Linked DNA regions of Mus musculus: region 1 is linked to region 2. A link is a loop called in an ENCODE intact Hi-C map of the cell type or tissue named here. Cell type or tissue: left cerebral cortex. All regions are shown on one strand.

Evidence for each region. Peaks named below come from ENCODE experiments on the same cell type or tissue, not always from the same donor. Only the 100,000 strongest peaks of a DNase experiment are listed, where the experiment ranks them.
Region 1: a loop joins it to region 2, with 5 times the contacts of the local background. A loop is called at or near these places in 5 of 42 quality-filtered maps.

Annotation. Positions count from the first base shown.
Region 1 is chr3:34,657,083-34,662,082 of GRCm38, reverse strand. All of the region lies in intron 4 of Sox2ot (SOX2 overlapping transcript (non-protein coding)), which reads right to left. Among named protein-coding and RNA genes, the nearest start is that of Sox2, 9.6 kb to the right of the region's middle. In left cerebral cortex, no CTCF peak of the experiment used is centred here; DNase peaks (open chromatin) are centred at 949, 1,306, 2,062, 4,905 and 4 more places; H3K4me3 peaks cover 265 bases; H3K27ac peaks cover 3,646 bases.
Region 2 is chr3:35,480,109-35,485,108 of GRCm38, reverse strand. No RefSeq gene overlaps it. Among named protein-coding and RNA genes, the nearest start is that of Gm38512, 77 kb to the right of the region's middle. In left cerebral cortex, a CTCF peak has its summit at 2,578 (motif pointing right); DNase peaks (open chromatin) are centred at 2,594, 2,991 and 3,871; H3K4me3 peaks cover 500 bases.

The sequences.
Region 1 (5,000 bases), 820 kb after region 2:
GGCCAATCCAACGAAGCGTTTGACGTTATTAAATAATAAAGCGATTGTGATTTACATTGTTGTTGAGAAAAAAGGCCAATTATCCACTGTTATGTTGCCATAAAGATCATATTAACTCGAATTAGTAATCAAACAATATGCGAGCGCTTTAAAGTACAGCAGAACTGGGTGACAGCTACTGCGACGTCTTCACTTTCACCAGCAAACCCACCCGCATCGTCAGCCGGAGCAAAAGAGGCCGACACCACAGGCCCGAAAGGAGGGAAGAGAGCTGCGAAGTGGTGATTAACCGTGTCCAGTGTTAATTATTCTCAATTAATCCCAAACAGTGCAAACCTTTCCTAGTTCTCTGCAAGTTCCCATGTTGGGGATGCTTTGAGGATTGCGCCTCTTTGGGAAGGAAGAGGCGCCTTGAGTACCTGCGGGCTGAGCAAAGGGGCTGGGATGCAGGTGCACTCGAGAATGCTGCGCGTGGCGCGCGCGCGGGAGGCTCACTGCCTTCCCTACAGCTCCAGCTGCAACCCGAGGCAGACTCCAGACGTGGGCAAGGCCCACAGCATCCTTCCACCTCCCCCCCCCCCCCACCTCCGTGAATCCTGCGTCTTCTCTACTCAAATCCCTCTCGCGCGCGCCCTCTGTTATTAGGTTTATAACTCTTTGCCCACTTAAATCTGTGCAGCCAACCAAGGAAATCTAAATAGGTTTGAGTTGCCCCTTGGGTACCGAATGGAGGCTTTAATAAGAAAGATTAATTGTGGGTGTGTACCGGCCGGAAGATACGTTAGCGCCTAAGCTGCAGGCTCTGTAGATGGGGGAATCGGAACACTTCTTCTAGGCCTAGACTTTAAGTAGGCGCCATAGGCATACCCGCCGTAAGGCCCCAAGCAAGTGAGCTTTGTCTCACTCTCAGACATCTTTTCCTGTGATTCGGGATTTTATAGAATTTGGTCTTTCCTATCAATGCCTTTCAGAACCACCCAGCGCACTCCGGCTTCTCCTCTTACCCAGAGGAGAGCAAGGGTGTCCTTCTTAGTCCCACAGAAGTGTTTAAGGGAATCATAAACAGGGTTTATTGAGGAGGGGTGTTGGAAAGTTGATGCTTTTCTTGGCTTGTTTTAACTGTGTGTAAACACTGAGTAATTTTCCTCAGCACAAACGGGAACCGTCTATTAGTTGGACCACCTTGGTGTCACCCTCTTATCACAGGCTAGGGTGGTGCTGAGGGAAGTATCTTGCCTTTCCCTAAATCTTCAGACCCAAAACTAAAACCTGGCCAAAGCGTGGGGGGAGGGCAGGGTGTTTAAAGAAGGGCCTGACTGCCAAGTTCCCAGTAGCCTCTCACACTTAAATAATTCCATTTAAAACTTGCTGCACCCGGGCCTGAGCTCACACCAGTGTGAGAGGAAAACTCTTCTAACGTCTGCTGGTTGCCAGCAAGGGCAGCTAAAGGGTGGTCGCATTTCTGTCCAGAGTTTTAAAACAGTTGCCGCCTTTCCTGACCCCCTTCTCTTCCTCCCCACCCCTCTCCCCAGTAAAACCAATTCAAAAGGGGACAGGACTGTGCTCAGCAAGATTAAGGTGCCTTCATTTGTAGGATTAGCCCTCTCATGCCGCATAATAAAATACTAGAGGTCCTTTTACATTTAAACAAATACACGAAATTCATGCCTTCTCTCCTTTCCTGTTTGATCTCACAGGACTTGCAAGACCCAGGCTTGGATCCTAAGTAGTCTCAGAAAAACTTTTAACTTAGAGTTCTCAGATCCTAGCACATCTGGGCCTCTCGAGCATTGATATTGGGTGAGAGCAGAGAGATCCGCTTACTTTTAATATCTACAGCAATAGATTTGAGTTGGGAACTCACGATTAAAAGTCTATTTGTTCCTCCCAGGGCTCATGGATTTCAATGCTGGCCATAGGAACCACAAAATGTTCATTAAAGGAACCTATGCAAGCCTACTGTATGGCCACTTTGTCGGTTCAGAACTGTGGATGGGGGAAAGTATGTGAGTGTGAGCCGATGTCACGCTGGCCACCAGTGTGTGGTCTATTGTGGGAAATGCTGCTTTTTGACTGAACAGAGGGCCCCCTCCCCCTTCCCCAGCTCTACTGCACCTGCAGTGGATGAGGGAGTCCCTGCCATTCAGCCCGTCGCAGATTGTTCAAACAGAAGACATCTCTGACAGCACTCAATTCATTACATTTCTTCCTGCTTTTCAAACCAACACACACACACAAAATGAGTATTGCCAGCCAGTGACAGCCAAAAAAAAAAAAAAAAATCTTAAAATACTTTATATGCAGCTAATTTAGAAGCTCACACAACTAACCATGAAATATTTTGTGTCCTTAACTTGGAAAGCTTCCTGGGGCTGGGTGGGGGGTGGGAGGATTACCTGCTTTTTTTTTGTTGTTTTGTTTTTTTTTTGTTGTTTTGTTTTTGTTTTTTTGTTTTCTATCGAAACCTACCTCCATAGTTTATATGGAAATAGTAAGTTTGTAGAATGACATTGCTTACAGGGTAAGGAGAACTTTCTATAGGGATCAAAGTGGAAACATGCAAGAGAGAATAGGCCCTGATTAATCTTAGCAGAAGGGCCCACTTGATACATACTCATAATTTATGCTGGGGAGCCAGCTTGCTAAGAGAGGTAGGGTACCCAAATTCCAGGAGCAAGCTGCTGAGGAGGAAAGAGGAAGTCCTGGGGCCTGAGGTAGGTGTGAGCTAAACATTTAAATCCATTTCCTGACAGCCAAGCCTTACCTCCATATGCTCAGCTTTATTTTGCCATCTTGAATTCTGAAATGATTTGCACTGATTTCACAAAGCTACCGAGAGGGTGTTTGGAAAGCTGGCGACAGAGTGTTAGCCTAGTTTACCAGAAGTTGAAGTAAACACACTCCCAGGAGATTTTAAGGCACCTTCCCTGGAGTAGAGGAGTGGAGGGAAACAAGCAGAAAGGGGACCTTGAGAGACAAGCTTGCTTCGCCACGACTGGACTGTAACCTTACGCAATAGCCCAGATTGGAACGGTGGCTGATTTCTGTCTAGTCATTATTTTGTGAGATTCTGGGGCCATATCAGAATATAAAGTTCGGTTTCAGACCATTCGCCATAGAAGGGAATCCAAAAAATGGAACGGATTTAAGGGTTGAAAAGAAATCCTGGTCAATGCACTTCTAGGAACACCAAAGGATGTCTGTCCACCAGTGAGTGGCTCTGTCCCTCTTAGACACACTCCAGCTACCAAATGGTTTTCACCTTTAACTCACTCGTGGAATGTCTATAGTCAGTGTCTGACTCAAATATGTTATTGCTCTTATTTTGAGATGGGTCTAATGGGGCTCTGGCTAAAAGCTGTGTAAACCCCCAAGAGTGGAAGGTATGGAGAACGTGGAAATGGTATGCCAGTGGTAAGCCAGAAGCAACTGTCAAAACCTCCGTGACATCAGAGCCAGAAGACTTTAGAAGTCCGAAGCTGTTGCTGGGACTCAGGAAGGCTGAAAACAGAGAAGCCACGGTCTAGAAAGGCCTCTGGCCTAATTTGATAAGAGCCTGAAGACAAAACAAAATACAGCTGACCAACTCATTCTGATCCTAGCATAAACTCTAGCTAGCAGGTCACTCAACTCTGAAAGCACACATCAAGGAAAAGAGTCCTGCTGTAGAGGTATGCAGGCCATGTGTGAGCTTATCTGGGATTACTTATAAGAGATCAGCCATTTGAATGTTGGGGTGGTCAGGGTCCTCCAAAACTGGGCCTGCTAGTATGATGGAAATCAACTTTACTGTTTTGGCCAGGAACTCTCTGGTGTTTCCTTTCCTGTATAGGCCTCGCAGAGTAGCTGCAGACCCTGACATCCCAAGTTGGGGGTAGGGGCATCTCCCCATTCTGGTCTGGCCACCAGTGGTAAAGAGTGCTAGGGGACAAGTCACTGCTCCTTCTAATACCATCAGCATTTTATTGCCCTTTGGAGGTGGGGCAACTCGTCTCAAGCGCCAATATTCTTCCTTTCAGGAAGACACACACAGATGGCAGAGTCTCAAAGTAACTTCCCAGGCTAACCCTAAGTCAGAAGGGGGGTGATAAAGAGGCAAGATGAGTGACCCCCAAGACTAACATCACTGCTTAGCACCCTAACAAGGGCCAGGACCTTTGTATACAGCTTTGAGACTGCCTTGGCACTGGTTCCCTGTCTCTCACCTTCTGTTAGACAGAGGGTTAATCTCAGGCTCCAATCAAGCCAGTAGATGTAGAGGGGTGTGTGGAGGTGGTCTTATACAGCTATCTCTTACACATCTTAGGAAGTGAAGGGCTGGTTCATCTCGACCTCCCTCCTGCCCCACCCCCCTACCAAAATAATCTCTCAAAGCCTCCCACATTTTTACCAGTCCTCTCTGGCTCAAATCTTGGGTGAGAAGAGCCCAGTATGGCTTGGCCACAGGCAAAGGACTAGGGTAAGATGTCAAGAAGACAACACCCAGGCCAACAACTTCCGATCTTGAGGGTATTAAGCCTATAGCAGCCATCTCTGAGGCCAGGAGGTCAACATATAGAGGGTTCAGGCTCCCGAGCAGGAGGCAGGGGACTCTGTAACCTAAGTCAGAAGGACTCTGTAACAGCTACACAGTACCAGAAACTCGGGCAAGTTTCTTTTGGTGCAGGGTTGCGGGGAGGGCAGAGACACTGGGAACCCCTCTGCAGCTTTTTTGGGAGTCTCGGGGGATGGGGGCCTGGCCGCAGTGACGTCAGGTCCTAGCCAGTCCAGGTTAGCTGCCGACTCCAGTCGGTACCTTGCCAGTCTCCAGGCTTTGGCCCTGCAGTCCCTTCCCTTCAGGGAGCCTGCAGGAGGCTGGAGAGCTCTCAACTCAGCCCTGCCGAACCTGGGCCTGGAGAAGCAAAAGTGGTTCAAAGCGCCGAAATCTTTATACATCCGTGTCCACTTGACTCGCTATAGACAAGCAGATGGGGTCATAAAACTAATGGCCCCTCCGAGGT
Region 2 (5,000 bases):
CATGGATCCATGACGTAAACTTATGTATCTCTGTGGTGTATTGTATGGAGATGAACAGGAGACTTTAAGTCCACCTCTGCTCCATTCAAGAAGCTAAAATGACCTCTTTAATGGAAAACAAGGAAAATATTTAAGATGTAGGAGAAAGGAGAAACCGCATGTTGCTGGAGCCTGAGAGATGATGCAACACTTCTGTTTGGTTTGTTTTGGTGAGGCTGGGAACTGAACATTGAGTCTCTGACTTGGTTCCTTTCTCATTACTGTTATCAGGGAAACTTACAAAAGAAAGCTTTTAACTGAGAGCTAGCCTACAGTTCAGAGGCTGAGTCCACAGCCATCAGAGCAGGGAGCATGGGCAGCAGGCAGGCAGGCACTGAAGCAGGAGCTGAGGGCTTACTTATTGAGACAACAATGGGGGGGGGAGAAGGAGAAGGAAAGGGAGGGAGGAGAGGAAGGGAGGGAGGGAAGGAAGGAGAGAGAGGAGAGGAAGGGAGGGAGGGAGGGAAGAAGAGGGAGTGGAAGGGAGAGAGGGAGTGGGAGGGAGAGGGAGGGAAGAGAGGAAGGGAGGGAGAGAAGGAGAGGGAGGGAGGGAGGGGGGAACCGGGAAGGTGGGGATGGGGGCTGGGGGGGGGACAGAGGGAGGGTGCACCTAAGAGCCTACGCAGGCCATTCTCATTTGCACCATTACAGACCTCACACACACCAGTCAATCACAATTTCTGAGCACATCACCCAGTCGGCGCATGCTTCTTTCAGCCACCTGCCAAGAAAGTCTTTAATAAAAAATAAGTTTACAAAACCCAACTTACTATTTTCCTCTGTGTGCTCGTCTTTGCTTTTGTGAGTGAGTATTCCACACTCTGGTCCTCTGTTCAGCAGACTACAGGGAGGGAGAGAGGAAGAACTAGCCCCTTACAGGCTGCTAGCCTGGTGTTTGAAATGGTTTGACTTCTGACAGAACTCCCCCCACCCCCACCCCAGTCTCTGTAAGGAGAAAGATTAGACTTTATCTTTGGTTCTCTTGCCTTATTTTTATGTACTAGAAAGCGTTTTCTTCTTCCACACTAAAGATAATTTTCCTATGGAGAACTTATGTGCATTTTTTTTTCTTTTTAGATTGTGTCTTTATCGTTATTGGTTTTGGTAGAATTATAAATAGTGTTGTTCCTTAATTTTAGATTCCGGCTTCTCATTGCTGGTGGATAAGGAAGCAATCACTTTCATCTCTGACTTGTACTGTGCCACCTCATCAAGCTTATTTGTTAGAGTTTAAGTTTCTGTGGCGTTTTCTACTTTACTATCATGCTACCTAAATAGATGTTTGCTTCTCCCTGTTCTAGTACACATGTACCCTTAATTTCCTTTTCTTGTCTTATTGCACTAGCTATGACCTTAAGTAAGAGAGAGATGAATGCTATCTTTGTCCTGTTAGGGTGGCTAGGGGAAAGATGTCCTCTTTTACCACTTTCACTTTAATATGTAATAGTGCTAGAGTATGTGCATTCATGTGCGTATGTGTGTGTCTCAGTGTGTGAGCGCACGCGTGTGTGTGTGTGTGTGTGTGTGTGTGTGTGTGTGTGCCCACCTTCTTTAGGCTGAGGAAAATTCTTTATACTTTTTACTTTTCTGAGACTCAGAGAATGTAACTGATTTCTTTTAATCTGCTCTATTGAGATGTTTGGTTTGCAACATTCTTCTCTGGACGTGGAGAAGGCAAAGAAGAGCATTTGACTCTTCAGCCCGACAGCAGCAATCTTCAAGTCAGCTCTCTGCCACTTCAGTACCCAACTCCCAGTCTCCACTATAAAACTAGGAATCTCTATCAATTGCCTCGGGAAGGAGGCACCTTGTGGTGGAGTGATGAGCTCTAATCTGGACAGCTGCCTCTTCTTATCTTTATGACCTTGGACAAATCATAAAACATCATTTCTAAAATCAGTACCGTAATTACCTTATCAAACTGTGGAGATACTTTCAAATGGTAATCGCTCTGAAGTACTCTACACATTTAAATTATCGTGGAGAGGATACATTCTTGGGGGATAGGATTCTTGTCAGTTCATTTTTTGTATCCCTAAGTAAATGCTTAATGTGGATCTAATTATTCTGCGCTATACATATCCAGCCCCCAGGGCCGCGGTGTGCTGGGAGAAGCGAATCATGTCTTCACTGCGTCACTGTCAGAATCCAGGGCTGTGATCCAAGACTGAAGTGCTGTCACCCCAGTCGAAAAACAATCAGACCATGTAGATGGTTAGCTGTCAGGAGCTGGAGAAAGAAAGCATTTTACAACATTGGCTCAGGTCATCCGCAAATGCTAGCTGTTGTTTTCGTTTTGATTTGGGAAGTATCCCCACTAGGTGACTGGAAGCCTGGCTAAGTGAAGAGAAACAGTATAGTTTGGTCTTTGCTTTTGGTTTTTTGTTTTGCTTTGTTTTGTTTTGTTTTGTTTTGTTTTTGCTCTCTCCTAGAGGAAAAATTTTGTTTCCCATGCTTGATGACAGAGGGTGAGAATGGGGACTTGCAGTCCCCAAAACCACAATGGGGCGTGAGGTTCCTTTTTCTGAGCATCGTACAGGCCACTAGGTGGCACTATTTACCCATCTATGTTTCTCTGCTGGTCCTCAGCAAGGATCTTAATTCTAAACTAGTGTGTTTTGTTGGGAGTGATGGTGAGAGAGAAGCGTGTTAGGAAGGAAAATACAAATGACCCTCCAGAATCAATCCGGAGGGCTGATTAGGGGTCAGCTCTCAGCCACGGTTACACTAGACTTGGCAGGCTTGTGTCCGACTATTTTTAAAACTGATTTTTAAGAGCAACATGCAATTAGTTTCCATTTTCTTAAACCTTTAACAAATGACAAGATAAAATGAAATGTCGGGGCTTGGGACGTGGGATTGAGGAGGTACCCTCGCATGCTTGTGTCCCTCTCTCTCCTAAAATCATTAATGAGGTCGGGGACCCCTGAGAACCTTAAAGCCGCTTCTACGTGAAGCTCTCCGCTGAATCAGCCACCATCGGGGAAGCCAAGCACTGGTGTCCCTTTGGAGATGGCATCTGGGGAAGCCGCCCTGATCTCCAGGCCCGGTGGTGCTCCCTTTCCGCCTTGGCATGTGCTACACAGTCCCTGAGGACTGTTATTTATCTGGAGACCACAGAGATGAAACAGGAATTTCAAACTGGCACATACAACTTTTGGTGAGAGAAATTAAAGATCTCTCTCTCTCTCTCTCTCTCTCTCTCTCTCTCTCTCTCTCTCTCTCTCTCTCTCTCTCTCTCGTCCCCAGATGACAGCCCTCAGAAAACACACTGAACAGCCCCAAGGACATAGAAACCAATGGTTGCCCCCACTTTGTTTCGGGGCCACGGAATCTGCCGTTACCTCTTCACTGTCCGTTTTAACTTTAAAATCGCCTTGCACGACTCTGCCTAGAAGCTTGGTAGTCATTCATTCATTTATTTATTTTGACTTAGAAATGACACAACTAGAATCATAGTTTTCTCCCTGTTCCGAATCTTCCCAAAGCTTTCTGCCTGCCCCGCCCCCGCTCTCCACCCCTACCCCCCACTCATGAGCTTCCATTTTCTCTGCTTTGTGGCATGTCTACCAGCACACACCACCTTGAGCTGATGTGTGATAAACAGCTAAATATAGTGATGGCTTTGGCAGCTTCCTCTCGACGCCTGTCACAGACCCCCTAAAATGGGAATTAAACAGGTTTAAGATACACAAGAGGCTCTGTTATGCTTGGGAAGAGAGGACACTTTCTATGTCGTGAGCAAGTACTCCTCTGTTTGTGTGTTCGTGCCCTGCTTTATCTAAGGAACAATAATGACTTTAATGGTTGTTAGCAGATGCTCTGTTAGATGCTCAGAACCCCTTTCAGCCGCCGGCCTCATCCAGAAAAGTCTTTATGTGAAACCCACACTGTGTAATCAGTGGTCCTGTGCGGGGGCTGGGTGCTGGCTAGATGACAGTCGCCGCTGCTCTAGATACTCTAACAGCAATGGCTGAAAATTGCCTTCAGCTGATTCTATGTGGAGAACTCATGATATCTGGAGTAAATTCACTCAGGTCTCCAGCCCCCACAGTCCTCAAGAAAGAAAGAAAAGCAGAGAGAGAGAGGGGGGGTGGGAAAAGGAGAGAAGGTTGGCTATAGTACATAGGAATTCCAGCTCTCTGGGGCTTTGACCACACCAGTGAATACTAATTATACTGAATGTGTCGTCTTCACAAACCAAACACGTATTCCCAGGAGACAGATAGTGCCACCAATCCAACTCATGATGTAACCTGGATTTAAAGCCAGGCCTCTCAGAGGGACAGGCAATCGGGTCTATTAACTCTCATGACACGTGCCAGCGCTTTCACTACCACCTTGACCTAAGGAACACATGAATGTAACACTTTTATTTCATCAGCTTATGTGTTACCGGGGCTGGCTCTGAGACCTGGGTTTTGGAGACATTGAGAATAAAGGAATCGTTTTGGGGGACACACAGTTTGCAGGGATTTTTCTCGGGGGTGGGTGGTGGAATCAGTTGTGCTTTATAGATGTGTTGCTTCCACAAAATCTGGGTGGAGTGAAGTGGAACTTCAGCCAGGCAGTCATGTACTTCTCTATGCTGAGATGCATGCAGCACACCGCATCTGAGAGTCCTGGAGTCTTGTGACCTCGTTGGAGATATTTGGAGAAAGCTTTTCATTTGGGTGCCATGTGGATTGCCATCTTCCTTTTCAGATTTCTGTTGTGTTGTCTTTGTGGAGAGAGGCCCGAAATCAGTGGAGGCAAAGCCACATGACCTGGAGTCCATCTGATCATTGTACTTCCTGGGCCCCTGCCATTGTTTAAGGCCACCAGATGGAACTGTCCAGGTGGACCCAGGTTAGGCTCTTGTATACATTGCTGAAGTCCGCCATTGCTACTTTCTAGGAGACCCTAGCACCTATCTCTAATTACTGGGGTCCTGCTCGTCGCTGTGCTTTTCTGTCTCCAGC